2 separate regions of the Mus musculus genome follow, and region 2 is linked to region 1. Evidence: chromatin loops called from intact Hi-C (ENCODE). Cell type or tissue: heart. All regions are shown on one strand.

Region 1 (4,000 bases):
CTATCTTCTGTAGAAGATATTATTGAAGATACTAGGCCAGGAAGCCAAGATAAGATCCCCTTTAGTTCAAAGCCAGCCTGTGCAGCATATCGTGAGTTTCAGGCCAGCCCGAGCTACAGAGTGCAAAACCCGTCTCCAACAAAAGAGGCATAGAGAAGATGTGATGAAATCGTGTGGTTCATCTGAAAGCCTGGTGAGATGAGTAGCTTTGTCACCAGGGTCTTGGTCTGATTAAGTCCAAGAAAGAATGGATTGTTCATTGAGCTCAGCAATGAGGGTAATTGCTATGATACATAGGTATTAATAATGTGTAAAAGCATGGCTATAGAAGTGAAGACATAGGTTGGGGGGGGGGTTAATGAAGTAGGAGAAATAGGGCCATTGCTTAGGCACCACGAGCACAGGATCTGCAATAGTAAGGAGAGGAATCATCTTAGACCTGGAGAATAAAGCAGAAGTGGAAAGAATCAGCATTGTCAAGAAAGAGAAGAGCTCCTACCCCACAACACAAAATGTGTATGGATTCGACCATTACTTTGTAAGAACAATGATGTCTGTTAAATCCAGGAAGGGATTAAATAGAAAGAACAGGTCCCGGGTGTAATTCATTATCACTCAGAGGTACAAAGAGTTATTTCCATTGCCCTTTATTAAGAACTCTCCCCCAAGCAAAGTTCACATATAATATAGAGTCAAGACAAAGGAAGAATAACTATAATTTCATAAAGTGGGAACAGGCATTAGTACAAAAGGGCAGTGAAGATCACTCGAACTGAATCTGCTTCCCATCCAGGGTGCCCATATAATTACATTTAGTTACACATGGGTAGGCTGTGGAAACAGCTGGATGGACCTTAATTTAATTTAACTAATTGATTTATTGGTTTCATTAATTGCTGTCAAAGGATACAAATACTGTCCCCAGGGGCCACAGTTTAGTTGGTCATCGCTACAGCTTCTAGAAAGTAATTGGATTTCTTAGTTTCGGCCTTAAGGTGAGCTATCAAAGAGGAAGAAAGATTTAACAATATACTGACAGTGCAAATAAAGACGGAGGGATGCCTACTGGTACTGACAGTGTCTTCTGGCTTCTCAGTTTCATCCATGACAGGGTCTCTTCCCGTCAGTCTTCCTTGATTCCCGTTCATCACAGAATATTACTTTCATTACAACCCCAAGTGTGTGGTCTCTCACATTCTCTGTTTTCTCTGTCTCTGTCTCTGTCTCTCTCTCTGTCTCTCTCTCTTTCTCTGTCTCTCTCTGTTGCTCTTTCTCATTCTTTTTTTTTTTTTGGATTTTTTACCTTTAAATAGGAATTTCCTGTATTAATTGATAAATAATTGACACTGAGTAATTAAAAAACACATCGACTTAGTTCTCTTGTTAAATTTCAGCCTTTGCTAATGCTAAGGCCAAGAGCTTTGGGTAGTTAATGACTATTGTCACTTTAAGGGAAATTAATAGATACACAATTTCACATATTGAAAAGGAAAAAAAGAACTCTGAATCCTATATTTATTATCCTTGATCTTTTGTCTCTGCATAAGAAATGGAATTACAGAGGGAAAGAAAAAACATTGTAAGTAAAACTTTTGAAAAGCTTTATTCAGTGGCACACGGAGGCACAAACAATATCAGAGAGAACAACGCTTACTTTTATTCCTTTCTCCCATCTCTCTCTGTGTCTCATTTTTTCCCCTAAGTTTGGCATCTTGAGGATTCTAAAGGACCTGTATCATTCAAAAGAACTTAGCTTGTGCCCAGCACAGCATGGCCACTAAATGAGAAGCTGTGATGTGAGCAGTGCAGGTAGGGGGCGCTGTAGAGTGCGCCTTAGAACCACAGATCAAAGGAAGTCGTTGCTTGTTACTCCACACAAGAGAAGCCTTGCTCAGAGATACTTCCAGAATAATTGGTAGGAAAGGCATCTTGAAGATGCTCAAGTCTTGCATCATTCAAATAAAAAGTAACCAATAAAAGTGGGTTGAAGGAAATTAACGGAGTCTCCTTTATATTCAAAGGCTTAACAGAACCCTGGGAAATTAAAAAATTAGGAAATATTTTTGTAAGCACACAAAACATTTTATTTTATAATCTTATTGCTGCGTAGGATTAAAGTGAGAGATTTTCATATTTACTCTTTTTCTCATAATTTATTCCTTTTATTGAGAATAGATTTTTTTTCTTGTATAACACATTCGGATTATGGTTTCTCCTCCCTCTGCCCCTCGCTGTTCCCGCCCATCTCCATCCCATCCGGATCCACCCCATTTCTGCCAATCATTAGGAAGAAAAATAAAAGGGATTATTATTGAAGGAATAATGATAAAATAAAATGCAATAAGTTAAAAACAAAACTAACGCATTGGACTTGAACAGAACAAACAGCAGAAGGAAAAGAGCCGAAGAGAAGACACAAGAAACAGAGACCCACTCATACTTACAGTCCCATAAAAAAACACTAAATTGGAAAGCACAATATGTACACAAAGAAACTGTAGTGTAAAAAGAAAGAAGACAAATATATGTAAGTGAAATTAAATTTTAGAAAGGAAAAGGGGCAAGACATAATGCAACATTGTGAGACAAGGAACCTCTAAAGATGCCACTGAGTCCGACTGAGTTTGTAGACATCACGTTCTCGAAAGCTCATCAGTAGAGAAACAGGGCTTCCTTGCCTACCATGTTCTCTAGTGTGTTACACCCCTCTAGGATGAATGGCTAGACCCCTACAAAAGGTACATTTCCTTTCAGTTTTTAAAACTGTTGCTTCAGAGTTAATTTTGGACCCATCTGTTCTGAGAGGAGAGACAAAGTTTCTAGGAGGGGAGGAGGAACACGATGTGCGCTGCGATTTCACCAAAGGTCAAAACCCTGAAGGTCCAGGGGTGGTGCCGGTGTTCAGTGTCAGCTCAGTACAGAAGAGAGATGAGAAGAGGCTCTGGTGTCCAAAGAATACAGAGAGAGAAGCAAGCAGGATCCACTTACATCGCGGCTTCCTGCCTCCAGTTGCATTTTCCACGTGTATAATTTCATTGTGTGTGGACTCTGGTACCTTGGCTACTAAACTGCATTGTCCTTATAATCACAGAGAGCTACTAAAATAATGGAGTTAAATCTTCATAAAATAATAACAGCATTACCTTAACTGCCTATAAAATATAGTTTGCACACTCTATTGACATTCATTCACATTGAGTCATGGCCTAATTTTGCATCCCACAATTTCTTATGAGCCTTAATATGCTTCTAGACTTTATGACTGTCATTTGGTTTTTGACTGTACATGTACAAATGTAAATATAGAGACTGTTGGTAATATGTCTTATTTAATATACCAAATGATCTCAATGTGTTTTGCTACAACCCCAAACAGCCTTTGAAAAGTGACTGTGTGGTTTCAAGTCAATGAATTTCAATGTCAACCTCACTGCCAACAACATGATGACCAGGGTGGGGTGCCTTTTTTCTAAAGGATTTGTAAGCCAGTGTCTAGTGAAATAACACTGTGCTGGGCTCTCGGGTGGGTTTGAGGCTATCGAGACTCTCTGTAGGTAATTAGTCCCCTTTAAATGTAAATATGAAATTTTGTTAATAGGCTTTCAGAACTGAAAGAGATTTTCTAATAAAATCATCACTAATAACCTGACTCCCTCTAACAAACCTTACTTCTACCCCCACAAAGGATCAGGGTTCCCCTTGTGACACCAACCCCTTTCTGCTGGAATCCAGAGCTACTGCAGTCTTGATTCAAACCACCCAGTTTTATTTCATGTTCCTTTAATGGAGAGCTGGCCTTTCTGCCGTGGGCCTCCTTTTACTGCACATGCAGAATAAGGGACACTGGAATAAGGCAGGAAATCTGAGCCTTGAAGCAGTAGCATAAACAAACAAACAAACAACAACAACAACACACACACATACATACATACATACACACACAGACTAGCTGCCCATTGCACATGCCATAATAGATCTCCTCAGAAACTGGACCAAACTG
Region 2 (4,000 bases), 75 kb after region 1:
AACCTACCTTCTTCATTTCTAGAATTACAGTAAACCCCATAATTGAAACCTAGGAGAAATTTTTTTAAAAAGTGTCCTGAATATTAACTCTCCCACTCTCAACTATTCTTTTGAGGAGTGATTAAGGAGAATTTGAGCATATGCTGAAACTTAAAGTTTAATCTTATTTAAAGTGAGGGTTTTCAAAGACCTAATAAGTTTTAAATTTGGGTGGGCTGGAAGGCAATATTAATGTCTTTGTAACACAAGTAAGGTTGTGTGAACAGATTGGCATGGCGGGTATTCAATGTGAAGATACAGAACAGGGAGTTCCTGAGTCGACTCGACCGCCCAGCCTCCACCCTGGCTCCTAGAACTCTGCTCAGGAAGATGAACACCTGGAACTTAAACTCCCAACCTCTACAAGGGTGAGACCACGTGTGTGTGTGTGTTGTTTAAGCCACTAGGTTTATGATCCTTGGTTAGAGCAGCCCTAGCAAGCTAATACAACGAGTGAGTTACTTTCAGATGGGGTAGGTGGTGGCAGCAATGAGCAATGGGGTTATTAACCCAGAGTTCCATAAGCATCACTTAGAATCAGAATCCACTGGATGACATTAAAACACAGCTCACTGAGCCTACCCCTGAAATCCTCTTACCACCTTGATTATAAATAACCATGCAGAGTTCTGCCTTGTTAGGGGGTTTTATTTCTAGAAATTGGGGCCCTCAGAACCAATTCCAAGAAAATGACCATGAACCAGAGTCCTCAAATGTGGCTACCATCTTTAGTTCAACCGCTAAGTGACCTCTTCCCTAGACTTCCAGTTGAGAACAACTGAGTTTGAATTTGCAAAGCTTTTCCCCTTGACTTTCCAAAGTCACTGATAAATTCACAAATGATCTTTCTGCTCCTCACTCTACGTATGTAGGCTGAGAAAACATTACTCCTAATAAATGGGGATATTCCCCTTCTCTTGTCTCCGTTCTTCCCAGGGTTTTAGTAATTTGCCGACAGATTAATAACCTAGCTGCAGAAGTTACCACTTAACTCACAGAATTGGAGCAACAGGACGCTGATCATTATATTCACACAAGCACTTTAAAGCAAAGCTCCACACAGAGTCAGTTAAACACAGCCGATCAACACTAATGGACTTCTCCCCATGATAAATGATGGGTTCTTTCTGAATATCCATCTGGTGGGAGGGATCAAGTCTGTCTCTTTTTTTCTGTGTTCTTAATTCTTCTTTTACAAAGTAGCCTTGCAAATAGTTCCTTGTAAAATCGGGGGAAGAGGGGAGAGTAAGAGAAGTTTCTCTTTTCTGATCTCCTTCAAATTCATGGCAAGAAAAATCCCAAGAACTGTAGTTTCTATTAAATTGAGAAGACAGATGTGTCATAGGGAAAGAATTCTCTTCAACAATAGCAGCAATGCCACATAGCTAAGCAGCTGGAACCCTGCCTGACCATAGCTCCACAGCCCTCCCCTTCCAAAAAGAGGCCAACGTGGCTCAAGAGGCTCCTCCCCAGGGGAAGCTGTTGCTCAGCCTCCATCCTAGGACCAATTCTTTCATGCATAGCAAAACTTTCATGAAATCATGCCCTCCTCTCCCTCCTACTTCCCACTCCTCATTTTCATGGATCCCCCAATTTTTCTCTGTGAATCTCCTCCCACACACACACCCTTTTTCTCCTGGGCTTCAGCATCCATCGTAACTAGTTAGCTCCACTCACATTATCCACTATTTTACTCAAAATGCGAGGATTACTCTTTGCTTTATCTTCAAGAGAAGTGGAGAGAGCCAGACAAAGGAAGAAGAGGGAGAACAGGAGAGGAGATGAGGGGGGAGATTAGAATGGGGTAAGGGAGAGAACAGGAGCTGAGAAGAGCGGGAGAGGGGGAGAGAAGGATTCAGACATTCTAAACTCTCTTCCTGAGTGCTATTTAAAGCAGTTTCCAACCTGGAGAGAATGTAATGCACAGTTCCTCCATGTGTTTAGTTAAGGACCTCATGAGTCTTGTGGATTTCTCCACAACCTAAGTGGTTATTATGCTGACCCGAGGGTGTGCCATTTGGTGGGACACTTCATCTTATTGTCCCTGTTTATGTGTAGCAAGCAAGTTCAGTTCTGTAAGACACTGATTAGAGGGGCAGGAAAATTGTTCTCTACTGTGCCTTGTGTACAGCAAGAAGCTGTCCAGTGTTGTTCACATAATTGAATGTGTGGAACTTCCCAGCTTGCAGGTGGGGTCTTCAGTTCTACCTCAGTCTCTTTGGGAGACTACCACAACTCACCTTGAGTAATTAGAAAACAGCACAGAAGTGGCTGCGCTTCCTGAAGACTACAAAGGAGCTGTTGCCTGCTTCTCTTAACTCCATCTTGGGCTCAGCTGACCCAAAAGCGGCTGTCTTTGTTTACACCAGATTTCAACTTTGCAGGCAATCTTACTAAGCAGAGGGAGGCAGTGGGGGATGGTATTGGGGGTGAGTTACTTAGTCCAAGTCCCAGAGCTGAGGGTGAGGGAGATGCTGTACTTTCTTACCAGCTGTTATGCATCAAGAAGAGACAGGCTTGTGTAACCCTTTCTTCTCCTGCACGTTTCAAGCAAAAGCCAGGCACTCACTGAGTTTTGTAAAGATTTTCCCGTGAAGACATACACACAGCGTAATTCCATGCAATAATTTCTGTGTAAAGCCCTTAGTGCAGTGTACCATTGTTTGTGTCTGGGTCTTGAATTGTCACAATTAAGTGTGAGCACACACACAATGTGCTCTTTAGCCAAAGTCATAACACTGCTACCTGCTTCCCTTTGAAAGAAAACAGCCATCTTCTCAGGAAATGTAAGGGGGCAAGGGGTGGGGGTTGGGGGGAAGGACAAGATTGTAAAAAGCCAAAAGCCTAGGGCTTGGAGCTGCTTTGGCCAAGCCTAGAATCTATTTAAATGCCCTTCCCTGAAGGGTTAAGTGTGGAACACCTCCCAGGAAATGACAAATGGCCAGAGTTCTGCCCACTCCCTTCCCCCCATCTTCCAGACATCAAATACTTAGGAACTGTTTGGCTTGAAATGGTTCCTGAGACTCATACTCACAGAACACATTCTTTTTACTCTCCTCCCCCAGCCCAGTACAGGCTGGAGGTGGCTGGCGGGGGTAGGGGGGGATGGGTGAAGGGGGCAAGCTTGACATTCTAAAGATAGAATCTCACAAAACTGTCCACGTTGCTTGCTGAAGGGAGGTTGGGAGAGAAGAGAGAGGTTGGAGGAAGAGACAGAGAGTGAGAAAAAAAGAGAGAGGGAGAGAGGGACAGGGGGAAGAGAGAGAGGGAGAGAGAGGAGAGGGTGAGGAAAGAGAAAGGAAGAAGAAAGTAAAGAAGACAATTTATGACTCAATGCAGTATCTCTCAATAAGGAATATTTGTCTTCAGTTTTGCTTCTTTGCATCGTGAATTCTTGCTGTAGCTTTCATTTTATGATTTTTCTACCCCAACAATTTAATTTCTTTTTATCACTACCCCCATGGAGTTCTTCTATGAAGTCTGTGGTCCTTAGGTGCCCCTCAACCAGTAGGTCAATCCAGAAGCCCTTTTTATCCTGTACATGCTTGGGGCCCACCCTAAAGATTCTCATTCTGGGGGCTGGAGAGATGGCTCATCAGTTAAGAGAACTTGTTGCTCTTACAGAAGACCCAGGTTCAATTCCCAGAGTTTATATAAAGGTACACAGCCACCCACAACTCTACTTTCAGGAATTCTGGCATGCCTTTCTGAGCTTCATGGTTACCACCCACACATGTTGCACATACATACACATACACATACATATACATATAAGCAAAGCACTCATACACATGAAATAAAATAAATCAACTTAAAAATATTTGCATTCTGTCCAAAGTCTACTTTGGAATCTTGGGATGAAAAATTCAGCTCTCTAATGAGGTTAATGCAGAGCTGGATTTTGCATTGTGTATACACACACACACACACACACACACACACACACACGTGCACATACCTC

The links. Peaks named below come from ENCODE experiments on the same cell type or tissue, not always from the same donor. Only the 100,000 strongest peaks of a DNase experiment are listed, where the experiment ranks them.
Region 2: it touches region 1 in a loop (2.6-fold over the local background); 2 of 42 quality-filtered maps call a loop at or near these places.

Annotation. Positions count from the first base shown.
Region 1 is chr6:4,412,553-4,416,552 of GRCm38, forward strand. The region is part of intron 3 of Gm46948 (a long non-coding RNA gene); the gene reads right to left. Among named protein-coding and RNA genes, the nearest start is that of Gm33788, 10 kb to the right of the region's middle. In heart, a CTCF peak has its summit at 1,811; no DNase peak of the experiment used is centred here.
Region 2 is chr6:4,487,072-4,491,071 of GRCm38, forward strand. No RefSeq gene overlaps it. Among named protein-coding and RNA genes, the nearest start is that of Col1a2, 17 kb to the right of the region's middle. In heart, no CTCF peak of the experiment used is centred here; DNase peaks (open chromatin) are centred at 1,480, 2,460 and 2,960; H3K4me3 peaks cover 1,161 bases; H3K27ac peaks cover 3,349 bases.